Regions from separate parts of the Homo sapiens genome. Here all the other regions are linked to region 2. A link is a contact called in ENCODE Hi-C or POLR2A ChIA-PET data. All regions are on one chromosome and are shown on one strand. The core of a region is the stretch at or near the end of the contact, and the rest is flanking DNA. Distances in the headings are between cores, read along the strand shown. Region 1 holds the start of KLHL12 (kelch like family member 12). Region 2 holds the start of ARL8A (ARF like GTPase 8A). Region 3 holds the start of TMEM183A (transmembrane protein 183A). Region 4 holds the start of RABIF (RAB interacting factor).

Evidence for each region. Hi-C counts contacts between places; a loop is a spot of excess contacts on that map. ChIA-PET counts read pairs that join two places held with the same protein, here RNA polymerase II (POLR2A). Pooled maps may share reads with other maps.
Region 1: a pooled map shows a loop between it and region 2 (3-fold over the local background). The contact joins the promoter of KLHL12 here to the promoter of ARL8A in region 2. A Hi-C loop is called at or near these places in 1 of 50 pooled maps. POLR2A ChIA-PET finds 5 or more read pairs at or near these places in 6 of 52 experiments (AG04450, B cell, GM12878 and 2 more).
Region 3: a pooled map shows a loop between it and region 2 (6-fold over the local background). The contact joins the promoter of TMEM183A here to the promoter of ARL8A in region 2. A Hi-C loop is called at or near these places in 5 of 50 pooled maps. POLR2A ChIA-PET finds 5 or more read pairs at or near these places in 3 of 52 experiments (GM10248, HepG2 and activated naive CD4-positive, alpha-beta T cell).
Region 4: a loop to region 2 is called in a map of CD8-positive, alpha-beta T cell, with 6 times the contacts of the local background. The contact joins the promoter of RABIF here to the promoter of ARL8A in region 2. A Hi-C loop is called at or near these places in 3 of 168 maps with a recorded cell type or tissue (CD4-positive, alpha-beta T cell, CD8-positive, alpha-beta T cell and naive thymus-derived CD4-positive, alpha-beta T cell) and 5 of 50 pooled maps.

Annotation. Positions count from the first base shown.
Region 1 is chr1:202,925,676-202,929,091 of GRCh38, forward strand. KLHL12 (kelch like family member 12) reads right to left here and starts at 1,559. Exons shown (of 12, transcript NM_021633.4): 1 at 1,414-1,559. RefSeq lists enhancers at 1,702-1,751, 2,828-3,329, 3,330-3,416.
Region 2 is chr1:202,143,271-202,146,741 of GRCh38, forward strand. It overlaps ARL8A (ARF like GTPase 8A), which reads right to left and starts at 1,467. Exons shown (of 7, transcript NM_138795.4): 1 at 1,180-1,467. The coding sequence starts at 1,302. RefSeq lists silencers at 408-457, 958-1,667.
Region 3 is chr1:203,005,946-203,009,242 of GRCh38, forward strand. TMEM183A (transmembrane protein 183A) reads left to right here and starts at 1,429. Exons shown (of 8, transcript NM_138391.6): 1 at 1,429-1,629; 2 at 1,829-1,918; 3 at 2,698-2,865. The coding sequence starts at 1,521. It also overlaps the pseudogene MGAT4FP. RefSeq lists enhancers at 1-6, 648-777, 781-1,555, 1,556-2,328, a cis regulatory region at 1-107 and a silencer at 1,488-1,737.
Region 4 is chr1:202,887,601-202,890,984 of GRCh38, forward strand. It overlaps RABIF (RAB interacting factor), which reads right to left and starts at 1,549. Exons shown (of 2, transcript NM_002871.5): 1 at 1,373-1,549. The coding sequence starts at 1,498. RefSeq lists a silencer at 955-1,244 and an enhancer at 1,315-1,584.

The sequences.
Region 1 (3,416 bases), core at 309-2,808, 780 kb after region 2:
TTTAATGTAAGAAAAAGTGTGTATTCAACTTCAACTTAGAGCAAGAAAGGCCACTCAGTAAAAATAAACTTTTTTCTAAAGAAGTATCCAAATGATATGTCTGATGACTTCCAAACATATCTGGATTTCTTCTTAAAATGAAACTTCAGGCCGGGCCCAACAGCTCACTCCTGTAATCCCAGCACTTTAGGAGGCTGAGGTGGGTGATCAGTTGAGGTCAGGAGTTTGAGAGCAGCCTGGCCAACATGGTGAAACCTAGTCTCTACTAAAAATACAAAAAATAGCCAGGCGTGGTGATGCGCGCCTATAATCCTAGCTACCAAGAAGGCTGAGGCCCGAGAATCACTTGAACCCAGGAGGTGGAGGTTGCAGTGAGCCGAGATCACACCACTGCACTCCAGCCTGGGCAACAGAGCGAGACTCTGTCTCAAAAAAAAAAAAAAAAAAAGAAACTTCAATTGAGGACCCATTACCTACACTGAATAATGGAAACCACGCAAGTTATCGATGGACTTACACTTGCTTAAGATATTGAAGCTCTTCAACAAGAGGGTATTCCTACTCTACATCTGTGAATGTCCATTACTGTTAAAGAATCGATATTGGAATCCAAAACTTTCTGAAATGATCCGGGGGGAAGGAAATCAAACTGTGGTCTCCAAAAGTCCACAAGTCACAATTAATCTTTCAACAGGAAAAATGAGATCCTAAATTCTCATCTACTTCTGTTTGTAGTTGGCATTTTACTCTATAAGCACTATAGATAATTCCTCCAACAACTCTGCAAGACCCATTTTACAGAAAAGCGGGTGATTCATCAAAGCATATGTTTTTCAAAAAGACTTAAGTCAACTTAGTTGCAACTCTAGGGGTGTAAAAAGGTCTAGAACAAATGTCCATTTACTATGAAGACAGCCCGGGGGGTCTTTTATCGTTTCCGTGTCAAAATGACAGTACCCCGGTGCAGAGTGGTCTTCCTTCTAGGGGATTCCTGCCTCAACACTCCAAGTCTCAGCATATCCTTCATCCTCACCCTTCTGAAGTGACCTATTTTCTAGAACTTTCGTTAACATCTGAATGGAGGGATTCCACTTCGGGAGATTCGGGGCAGGGAATGGGTAGTAAACTCGGGAAAGACTAAATTCTAGAGAAGGAAACGAAGTCCTTCCTCCTAATACCACCAGGCATATGGCCGCCACCGCCAGGTGGAGGTATCGGAGAGGGGCAGTTCAGGGGGAGAGTTGAGAGGGTGACCGAGGCCAGATGCCCCACCCCACTGCCAGCCTTCCTCCTCTGTTGGGCATGTCTCCCATTCCGCCTTGCAGGGAGACCAAGGATGGGGGGTAGGGCCATAACCCGGAGTTGACGGACAGGAAGGGAAGGGCTGACTGCCATCACTTCCGCGCAACTCACCTCCGCTCCCGAACCCACACAGCCGCACCGGGCCCGTCCCCAGCCTGTGGGGATGGAGTGCGGCGCGGGGCTAGCAGGCGGCTCGGGAGGAGCCGAAGCGCCGCCCAGACCCGGAGGCTCTGGAGGCTCTGGAGCCGTCCGGGTCTGGCCCCTGCGGCCGCGCGACGTGATGACGCAATGCAGCTGGAGCACCGCCCTCCCCCCGCTCCAGAGTCTGCGTCACGTGAGGAGGTGGTGTCACGTGACCTGTCTGTACCCTAGCGCGGGGCTTCTGTACGCTGCTAGGAAGCCGAATTACAAAAAGGTCGGGTGGGCAGGGAATGGTGGCTCACGCCTATAATCCCGGCACTTTGGCAGGCCGAGGCGAGCGAATTACCTGAGCTCCGGAGTTCCAGACCCGCCTGGGGATCACGGCAAAACCCCGTTTCTACAAAAAAAAAAAAAAAAAAAAAATTAGCCCGCACCGCGCCTGTAGTCCCAGCTACTCGAGAGGCTGACAGGAGGATCACTTGAGCCAGGCAGCAGAGGTTGCAGTGAGCCAGGATCGCCACTGCACTCCAGCCTGGGCCACAGAATGAGACCCTGTAAAAAAAAAAAAAAAAAAAAAATGTCCAGGCGTGGTGGCTCACGCCTGTAATCCCGGCACTTTGGGAGGCCGAGGCGGGTGTATTACTTGAGGTCAGGAGTTCGAGACCAGCCTGGCCAACATGGTGAAACCCTATCTCTACTGAAAATACAAAAAAATTAGCCGGGCGTTGTGGCACGCGCCTGTAATCCCAACTACTCAGGAGGCTAATGCAGGAGAATCGCTAGAACCTGGGAGGCGGAGGTTGCTGAGCCGAGATCGCGCCATTGCACTCCGGGCTGGGCGACCGACTGAGACTCTGTCTCTTAAAAAAAAAAAAAAAAGGCCAGGCGAGGTGGCTCACGCCTGTAATCCCAGCACTTTGGGAGGCCGAGACGGGTGGATCACGAGGTCAGGAGATCGATTCTGGCTAACACGGTGAAACCCCGTCTCCACTAAAAATACAAAAAAATTGGCTGGGCGTAGTGGCGGGCGCCAGTAGTCCCAGCTACTCGGGAAGCTGAGGCAGGAGAATGGCGTGAACCCGGGAGGCGGAGGTTGCAGTGAGCTGAGATCGCGCCACTGTACTCCAGCCTGGGCGACAGAGCAAGACTCCGTCTCAAAAAAAAAAAAAAGAAAAAAGAAAAAAAAGAAAAAACAAAAAAAAGGCTGGATGTTGTGGGGTCCGGCAGGGAGCCTGGGAATGTATCTACAGCTCGGCGATTGGCTGAGCCTGAGTTCCTCCCTACCGCTCACTAGGCAGGGCAGGCAGAGAGAATTCCAACGCTTAATATGCCAAGCATCTGATTGCAGCAAGTATGTTTTACCTTCCAGGTACTGAGGAACTTTTTGACATCGAGAAAACCCACAGAGGCCTCAAATTTATTCACGTCCATTGTCCACAATGGCCTTTTCGGGCCGAACAACGCTGCGGCGAGAATCCTCTGAGCCTTAGGATCCACAGACCTCAGTATATACTCTGCATCATAATGGGCCCTGTCATCACCACTGAATTGATTCTAAGGAAATTCTAATTGATTCAGGAAATTCTAATTTATTTTGGTGCACTTAGTGACTGAAAAGGCAAAAAGCTTAATTAGTTCAGCTTATCTGAATGTCTAGACAAATTGTGTTTGGTAATACTATTATGCTCTGTGAGCCCTTTGATTCTTTTTTTTTTTTTTTTTTTTTTTTGAGACGGACTCTTGCTCTGTCGCCGAGGCTCGAGTGCACTGGCGCGATCTCAGCTCACTGCAACCTCCGCCTCCCGGGTTCAAGCAATTCTCCTGCCTCAGCCTCTCCGAGTAGCTGGGAGTACAGGTGCACACCACCACGCCCGACTAATTTTTGTGTTTTTAATAGAGACGGTGTTTCGCCATCTTGGCCGGGCTGGTCTCGAATTCCTGACCTCGTGATCCGCCCGCCTTGGCCTCCTAAA
Region 2 (3,471 bases), core at 217-2,716:
ATGAAGTGACGTCCCCTGCCTTCTAGGACGCTGAGAACTGTCGAGGAGGCCCATCTTCTGCAAGGTGGGGCAACAACACGGACAGGTAGAGGTACCTAGGCCGGCTGGATACATTCCTCTGCTGACCTATCTCATCAGTATCTTTGGTTACTATCTGGCCAACTCACAGTTGTGGGAAACCTCAGCTTTGGGACTGGGGCCAGGTCCCTGGACAACCCCAGCCCCTGTCCCATGCTTCCTCGACCCACAAGCCCTGTCTAGCCTGGCTCTGACAGGCAGGCCGCAGCCATTACGGCAGCCTCAGCTCACACCCATGGAGCTCATCTTCCCCTTTTTTGAGAGAGATTTTAACTCCTTCCCCACCACTCCCCTGGCGCTGAAAGACTTACAATCACCCACTTCAGTGTTGACGACCCAAAGCCCTTAGAGCCACTCTCCCAAGGCCCCAGTGGGCCGTGCCCCTACACCTCATCCTCTCTTGTCGGGAGCACCTGCTCCTGCAAACTTCTGAGCCAGACGGAGTCTCCAAACTCCCGTTACCATGCGATCCTCCCTGGACCCCCGGCTAGACACTGCGGGTCGGGGAGAAGTTGGGGAGGAGTCTGGGCTTGAGCCAAGGGCCTCAGCTGACTCCTCTACCCCGGGGGATACCTCCCCTCCCCCTCAATAGGGCCGGGGCTTCCTCTTCCGGCAAGGAGGGGTTAAGCCCTCTGGGTGGGGCTGGGCTTGCCCAAACCCCCTCCTCAAGCCTCTCGGCCGCCCCGTCCCGTGACCCTCTACCCGCGGGACAGGAAGGCCCGTGCACTTTCGCCCCGTCATGCCCCCTTGCGCGGGGGCCAGAGGGGGCCCGTCTCAGCCGGCAGCGGGTCCCTCCTGCTTCGAGAGCCCCTCGGTGCCGCCTGCCCCGTGGCACCGGCCCTGTCTGTTCGTCCCCCTTCCCCTGCCCCCAGCCGTGCAGTACCGGCCCGGGTGAGAGAGCGGGTCGCGCGCCGCCCCGGTCCCCCACGGCACGGGCCGTACTAGGCCCCAAGCGCTCGGGGCCGGCTCCTCCCCCGCCCGGCGCCCGGCCGTGCCCGGCTATGCCAGGCGGCGACCCCGGCTCAGCAGGGCGCGGCGCGGGCGGGGACAGGCCCGACCCGCGGCCCGCGCCCGGGGACCCCGCGCCCGACGCCCTCGTACCGCGATCACGTTGACGAAGGTGGTCTTGCCCGAGTACTGAAGCCCGACCAGCGTGAGCTCCATCTCCTCCTTCCAGAATAGGGCCTTGAACCAGTCCAGCAGCTTGTTGAACAAAGCGATCATGGTCGCTGCCGCCGGCCCCGCCCGGTGCCAGGTCCCCGCCGCCCCTCGCTGCCCTCGCGCTGCGGCCCGGAGCGGCCCCTCCCCGGTACGGCCCGGGTCCCGCGGCTCGGTGCGGGCGGAGGCTCGAGCGCGGCTGCCGACGACTCGCTGCCCCGGAATCGGCTCGCCGATGGGTGTGGCTTCCGCGCCCTCCTCCTCCGCCGCCGCCGCCGCCCTCCCTCGCGGCCGGGCCGTGTCCTGCTCGCACCCGAGCGCGCGCTCCTCCCTCGCTGGAGCCGGGGGGCCAGGGGCCGCACCCGCAGGTGGGGTGAGCAGGGAATCCGCAGGTGGGGTGAGCAGGGAATCCGCAGGCTTCAGCGGCGGGGGTTGACCGGCAGCTGGCGTCGAGAGGCGCTTGGGAAATGGGGTCTAATTTATTTTAGACCCTGTCCCCGACTGCCGCGCCCTGACTGGCACCCCCTTTCTTAAAGGGTGGTGGGCTCGAGGTGGGTGAGGTTCCGGTTAAGCAGGAGCCTTTTCAGGTTGAAGGAGAGTGGGTCACCCACTTCCCAGGACACGGAGATGAGATCTCTACGACAGGGAGGCAGATGGAGGCTTTTTTGTCCCTGAACCCTTGCCTCTGAGCATTCCTGGGTACAGTCCCATCCTCTCAAAATGCACCCAGTGCAGAGGGACAACCGTATTCGGGTCTTTTAATACTCCATCTTGTTTTGTTCACCACAATTTACCCCGACCACTTGTTAGGAAGCCTCTGGCCCCAAGTGAAACGGACGCTTGAACTTGCTCCGGATTTTTACCAGCATCCCCAAGATACCCAAACAGATACAGTCCTGGCAGGGGGTTTTCAGTGAGGAACGTCTGTGACAAAGGAAAATGTTGCCCTGTTTTGGTGAAAAGCAGAGTATTCTTCAGGAGGAGAAGTGATAGTTCTCCTCTTGAAGTGGGTCTGGAGTGCCTGCAAAGATGCCTTACTCCTGCCCCTCTCCTTGCAAGACCCACCCATAGGACCTGCTCAGGCAGGCTGACAACCTCAGCTGGCAGTCCCGGGTAGGCTCAGGCTTCGGGCAGTCCCCAGCCTATGCTGGCTGCCCGTTGGGGTTTGGTTTTCAAATGTAGTCATATGTAGTCTATTGTTTTAGTCAAAAGTGGGTAAACTATCAATATCAACCATATCTGTCCAATCAACTGGAGTTAGATGACCCCAAATAGTCAAACAGTTACCAAAGTAGAAGAATCACAAGGTTTCGGCTAGCATAATATTGTTTTTTTTTTTTTTTTTGATGGGGTCTCACTGTGTGGCCCAGGCTGGAGTGCAGCGGTGGGATCTCGACTCACTGCAGCCTCCACCTCCTCGGGCTCAGGTGATTCTTCTACCTCAGCCTCCCGAGTAGCTGGGACTACAGGCATGCGCCACCATGCCAGCCTAATTTTTGTATATTTGGTAGAGACGGGGTTTTGCCATGTTGTCCAGGCTGGTCTCGAAGCCCTGAGCTCAAGCCATCTGCCTGCCTCAGCCTCCCAAAGTGCTGGGATTACAGGCATGAGCCTGGCCAATATTCTGGTTTATTAAGCACCATCTTTCTAACCTCTGCCCTTTATAAGTCCTCCTCTAGCTCCTAAGATAAAGGCTATGGACTGAATGTTTGTGTCCCCCCAAATTCATAGGTTGAAGTCCTAATCCCTAAAGTGATGGTATTAGGAGGTGATTAAGTCATGAGGGTAGAGCCTTATAAAGGGGGCCGGTGGGATTAGGGGGAAGAATACCAGCCCACAACCTTTTCACCATGCAAGGACAGAAAGAAGGCTCTGCCTAATAGCCAGACACTGAGTCTGCAAGGGTCTTGATCCTAGACTTCCCAGCTTCCAGAACTGTGAGCAACACATTTCTTTTTTTCTTTTTTCTTTTTTTTTTGAGATGGAGTCTTGCTCTGTCATCCAGGCTGGAGTGCAGTGGCATGATAGCTCACTGCACCCTCCACCTCCAGGGTTCAAACAATTCTTCTGCCTCAGCCTCCCGAATAGCTGACTACAGGTGTGTGCTACCACGTCCGGCTAATTTTTTGTATTTTTAGTAGAGACAGCGTTTCACTGTGTTAGCTGGATCTCCTGACCTCGTGATCCGCCTGCCTCGGCCTCCCAAAGTGCTGGGATTACAGGCATGAGCCACCA
Region 3 (3,297 bases), core at 179-2,678, 860 kb after region 2:
ACAAAGGAAAGACGTTATTTTTTCTTTTTCTCCTTTTTTTTTTTTTGAGGCAGGGTATCGCTCTGTAGCCCAGGCTGGAGTGCAGTGGCGCAATCATGGCCCACTGCAGCCTTGACCTCCTGGACTCAAGTGACCTTCCTGCCTCTGCGATAGTTTTTCATGGATGCTTCTAGTAGTTTTTTGGAGGTATGGTGTGTTAGGAACAAACTGCCCCAAAAAGCTTCTTGGTACTGCCGACACTTCCCCCAAACCTCTCCGTGCTGCTCACTCCTCCCCCTAATGCTCTGCAACTCTTCTCCTTCCCCCAAGCCTCTTTACACTTCTAAGTCCTTATGAAGCCAGCAGACTTCACTTATCAGACCTTGCTGCAATAAACAAACCCCAATTACAAATCATCCGGACCGCACAGGGGAAGGTGATGGGAAGCATAAACAAACTTTACCTACACCCTCCTGTAATAAACGTCACAAGCTAATATGTGGCAAAATTAACCAGCAAACAACCCCAGGGTCTCTCTCCCCCATATAAACCCCTCATTTTGTAAGCTCAGGGGTGCCTCCTCTGTCTGTGGTGGAGCAGCCGTCAGGTTAATAAACTTCCTCGGCTGACCTTGGGTCTCTCTTTCGTCCTTTCTCTCGGCTAACCTTATATGGTGATAGATTGGAAACTTTTTTTTTTTTGAGACGGAGTCTTGCTCTGTCGCCCAGGCTGGAGTGCAGTGACCCGATCTCAGCTCACTGCAAGCTCCGCCTCCCGGGTTCATGCCATTCTTCCGCCTCAGCCTCCCGAGTAGCTGGGACTACAGGCGCCCGCCACCACGCCCGGCTAATATTTTGTATTTTTAGTAGAGACGGGGTTTCACCGTGTTAGCCAGGATGGTCTCGATCTCCTGACCTCGTGATCCGCCCGCCTCGGCCTTCCAAAGTACTGGGATTAGGGGCGTGAGCCACCGCGCCCGGCCGATTGGAAGCTTTTAAGAACTCCTTCTCCTATTTTGAGAATTCAGAAATTTATTTATAGCTTTCGTAAAATAGAGTGAAGACTCTTACAGACCTATGTTAGACTAGCAGGCGCTCAGTCTCTGTGGTCCGAGATAGAGCACGAAGATGACAGTGTATATGCATTTTGGTGCTGAAGTGGACCTGGAGTGTGGACAGAGGAGTTACTAAGAAGAATCCCGGAGACCAGGATGTAAACTCTCAATTCTAATCAACACAGGTGTGGGCTATGGTTCTGAGACACCATTCATCTCACACGAGGTACGGCGATACGCGACACCACCCAGTACAACAGCTCTCTCTCCACCTGGAACCCGGACCCAGCTTGATTCGCGGGTGCCGGATGATGACGTATCCTTGCACCTGGCGATGATTGGTTCGCGTGGAGAGGCGTCGTCCGACAACGCGACTCGGAACCCGGACCTATGTTCTCGCGAGAGTTAGCGGCCTCCGGTGTGGGATGGCCGCGGAGCCGGGCGGAGCTGGCTTGCGGCTCCCGGGGCCGGCTCTCCGGCCGGAGACATGGCCCGGGGGCCCGGCCCGCTAGGCAGGCCTCGCCCCGATACGGTCGCCATGCCCAAGAGAGGAAAGCGACTCAAGTTCCGGGCCCACGACGCCTGCTCCGGCCGAGGTGGGCGAGGGGGGCAGGGGCGCTGAAACATTTTGGGGGCTGGCGGCTGGGAGGGGGCTGGACCGTGCCGAGGTGAGCGCTCGCGTGCCCGCGGCTGGAGGGCGGCTCGGTCCGGGGGCCTGCAGCGAGGAGGAGGTGTTGGCGGGGAAGACGCTGACGAGAGAAGGCCTCTTCCTTGAGGGTTGGTGCTGTGTTGCAGTGACCGTGGCGGATTACGCCAACTCGGATCCGGCGGTCGTGAGGTCTGGACGAGTCAAGAAAGCCGTAGCCAACGCTGTTCAGCAGGAAGGTAAGCTTTGCGCGAGCCTTTAAAGACTCATGCCGCGAAGACAGAACTAGGTATTTTATTTCTGTTTTTCTTGCAGTCCTTTAGTCGTCTTCCTGTAACCGTGTTTGCTTTCGTTAGTGTTAACTTACATATTGGGGTGGAGGAGGATTAGTCAAGAGTAGCAGTTTCTGTAGCAGAAATATTTTCTTTCTTTCTTTGCATTTAAAAACATGTTTGCATACTTTTTAGTTTCCACTGCATTCTTCTTGGTTATTAATCTCTTTGCTGTAGTTCACATGTTTTACTCTGCAGTTTGCTTCCTTGTTTAATAACCTTGGAGTGTTCTTTTCCTTTTCTGGTGTTTCTCTTGCTTTCAGTCTGTTTACTCATGGGTCTGAGACTTGTGTTTTATGACACCTACTGCCTCCAGCTCAGGACCAGGATTAAATTGGATTCAATTTGTCTCAAACATTTCTCTGTAGACCTTATGAGAATACAAATCAGCTTTTATCCTGCAGGGTTTATAGTGGAAAAATTGTACACACCTTTTTTCTTCAGGGCTGAAAAAAGGAGTTTCTGCAACTTTGGAGTCAGTTTGCCCATTGCTTTCCTTTTTTTTTTTTTTTTTTGTATTTAAAATACTAAAATCTTTATTTTTTTTGGTGACAGATTCTCACCTTTCTCTCTCAACGATGTTTTTTTTCCCCCCTTTCCTGAATGGATGCTGATACCTTGGCTAAGTTGTTTGTATTTCTGGGTGGAGCTGTGTGCCATCTCATTCTCCTTTTATTTTCTTCTAGTAAAATCTCTTTGTGGCTTGGAAGCCTCTCAGGTTCCTGCAGAGGAAGCTCTTTCTGGGGCTGGTGAGCCCTGTGACATCATCGACAGCAGTGATGAGATGGATGCCCAGGAGGAAAGCATCCATGAGAGAACTGTCTCCAGAAAAAAGAAAAGCAAGAGACACAAAGGTATGGAGCTTGTTCTCTTTTGGTTTATTAGACCTGCCTGTGGTGACAAATTGAAGATGTTACTTTCCCAGTAGCACAGGAGGAGATATAAGACGTGATACCAGGAGAGTTTAAAGAAAACTTGGCTCTCCCTAAGAACCTTGGTAGTGGGCCGGGATTTAATACACCTGGGCTTTCTTTTTTCTTTTGTCTGAATTCGAGAGGGAAAGAGATTAGTACGTGTTAGTAGAGTTCTGGAGCTGTGAACTGGACTCTAGTAGCCCTTCATTGAGAACATGTTATTATCAGGTAAAAACCCATAAGGCAATGTGAAAATAAAAGGCCTTTGCATTTCTGGATTTCTGAATGTGTAAGGAAGCAGAGATGTAACCAAAAAATGTTTTCCAAAGTATGTGGATTTTACGTTAACTAGTTTTGTTACACACAAACATA
Region 4 (3,384 bases), core at 299-2,798, 740 kb after region 2:
GATTCTCCTGCCTCAGCCTCCCGAGTAGCTGGGATTACAGGCTTGTGCCACCACCCCCAACTAATTTTTGTATTTTTTTTTTTAGTAGAGATGGGGTTTTGCCATGTTGGCCAGGCTGGTCTCACACTCCTGACCTCAGGTGTTCCGCCCGCCTCGGCCTCCCAAAGTGCTGGGATTACAGGCATGAGCCACCGCGCCCAGCCTAACTGTTTTAATGTTAATGAATGATAGTCAGGACTCAATTCCATGTATGTTTCAATTCCAAGATCCATGTTCTTTCCACTGACTCCATAATGCCACTAACTTCGTAAAATTAATTGAGAACTCTACTCCTAAACCTTGAAGTCTTAAAAGAACCCCGGGACCTCCACCAATCTCTAGATCAAAAGTCATCAAAATACCTACAAAACAACAGACACAGATTCCCTTTTTTCCTCCTTTGATGAAAGGCTGTTTTGGACGAATGGGTACCTCTTGCTCTTCTACTAGACATTACACTTCACCATCTGTTCAAGCACGTGAAATAATAAAATGATCTGCATATTTTTAGAAATAATTTTGAATGATAGGATGTGTCTATGGTTGAAATGACATTATATTTGCACTTCAACACAGTTTACCGAAATAAATTTTTTTTTCAACTTTCTCACTTGCGATGATGGTGGTAGGAAGGGTATTAAAATCCCTAAACTGAAGGGAAAAAAAAAGTTTTTCTTCGAAATTTACTTCCAGGACGTCAGGGATCTACTGCACTTGAAATATGATTCATCTGGAAAACCACAGGCTTCCAGTGCCTCGGTAAAGTGGGTAGGTTACCAGGGTTATTTTGCCGCGTCCCCAACACCAGTTGTTCCTGGGGATCCTCTGTGGAGCAGATAGGTGCCCGTCATAAATGAGACGGTGAATTCAGGACTGGCGGGTGAGGTCTAAAGTGGGAAAGGAACCCAGCAACACCCGCGGTGAGCGGCGGCCGAGAGGCACCTGCCGGGTCCTGCAAGCTGGCGGGAGCTCCGAGAGCCGGAATGGGGCGCCTCCCTTCCACGCGCCCGCGGAGCACCGGCCTTGGACGGCGGCGGGGCGCACGGCCCGCGCTCGAAGCCCCCCCGGGGGCAGAGGGCCGGGCTGGCTGGGCCGGGTGGCCCAGGGAAGGGTTCCCGCGGCAAAAGATGCCGGGGCGGGACCCGGTTCCCTCCCTAGCCTTCAGCGGCCCCAGGGGCGGAGCCTCGCCGAGCTGAGGCCCGAGGGGCGGGGCTTAAGGCCGCGCGAGGAGGGCGCGGTTGCCGGAAATTGAAGAGCCGGGGTTCAGATTCTGACTGCGGCGGCTCGTCGGGGGAGACTGTGGGTGTAAACGGCCTCCAACCTGCCTCCCTACCTGTCGGCGAGAGAAGAGAGCGGTCCCTGGCTGCAGCACCCGGGAGCCGCAACGCTGGCACAGCACCGCCTTCCGGTTTCGGCCCTCGGCTGACACTAACTCGCTCGGCTGCTCCGCTGGTTCCATCGCCGCTGCCGCCACAGGCTCCTCAGCCACGGCTGCGCAGACGCTGTCTCTGCTGGCTCGTTATTCACTGCGCTGGCGCGGCTTGGCAGAGGCGGGGCGGCGAGCGGACGGTCACTATGTCTCTGCGCAGGCGCCCGCTTCCCCGCTCTGGACTCTACTGCGCAAGCGCCTTCATTCATTGCCTAACCTAAGTGGCTAGGTGTCGGCAGGCTTTGTGACAGGGACACTTCTTGGCACCAGTGACACATCTCCATACCCACCTGGCCACTGGGCTTCACTTAAAACCTAGACAAATCATTAGGTTGACCTTACTGTTTAGTTTTCTGGGATCTGAATTTAGTCTCCTGAATAAATGGGGACATTATTGGGGGCAATATGAAGGGAATCTGGGTCGGACTTCCCATCAAGTTTTAGCCACATTAGCTTCTTCTATAGGAAACTACTTAGAGGGGCATGTATCTTTTCGGTATTGGAAAAAGATGCGTGGAAACTTTAATTGCTGGTCTCTTCTACTCATTGTGACCATTTACTATGCGGCAAAATGTGTCAAAGCGCCTTTAGAAACTTACTAAATCATCAGTTTCCTTACGGGGTCGGCACGCTTGTGCACAAAATGAGAAAGGTAAAGATCAGAAAGGTTGCAGCACAACTCTAAAGCCACTGCTCTTAATTAACTAGGATTGTCAGGAAAGCAAGATTATTTCAGACAGAACAGTATTATATATGAACAAGGGTGAGAACAAATTTAGGAATGGTTAGTAGACCACTGTGGCTGACCCACATTACACGTGGGGAGAAGTGGTAGTAGAGGTAGGTAAGGCAGAGTGGGCCCAGAGCTCCATGGCTTTAATGTCATGCTAAGGAATTTAACATTAATAACATGAACAATGGGAATCTGTGGAATTTTAGGCCAGAAATAACTGTTCGATATTTACTGTCTGCTGTATGTTAAGCACTGTAATGATCCTATCTGTGCTTCAGAAAGATAACCTATGAATAAATAGAGGGGCTAGATTGAAGAGAGGAAAAAGAGTAGAGGTAAGGTATCAGGTAGCTATTACCTCATCAGTCTAGCTCAGAAAGGCCCTGAAGCTAGCAGAGGGAACAAAGATATGGGAATGGACTTGAAACAATTAAAATTGTACAGAACTTAGAAACTAGCTGGATGTCTGTATTGTGATGGGGGTGACACAAAGCAACTGCTGGTTTTCCCAGGTTAGATAACTAAGTAGCTGGTTGCCAGTTATGGGAGCTTAAAAAAATAAGATGAACCACCAAATTAGGGGTATCTCTGTGTATGTATGTGAGCACATGAAAGTGTGTACGATTGTGAAGAGTGAAAAAGGAGCTGTTTTACGTGTTGATTTTTCTGTAGAACATACCATTGTGGCTTCAGTGTATGAACTATTTGTGAAGTTGGTCTGAAACTCATTAGTCAGCACTGAAGACAGCATAGGAGCCATCAGTCCTTCACCCTCCCCTGGATCTCTTCCTGAGATAGGAAAAGTCACGTTTTATAGGCTTTGGTTTAATTAGCATGCACAATCCATCTGCCAAAGTTGGTAGGCATCTTTTAAGGAAAATAACTTCCTCATGTGGCTCCTCCTTCCTTTTGCTCTGGAAGCATCAGGACTGTTTCAGTTTTGCAGGCCTTCCGCATAGCTGTTTATATCACATGCCACAATTCAAAGCAAATGGAAAAAAGGACTGGTGTGACTGAAACCCTGAAATTCAAGCGCGTGCTAAGTGAATTCAAGATCTTTTCTGTATTCCTTTTTCAAGTAACTCCAAGCGTCAGAGGGGCTAATGAATATGGCAAATCAGGTAAATATTTTACTGATGAGAATCTCCAAAGTGTAAAGTGGCTACCTCTTACCTGTGTCTAA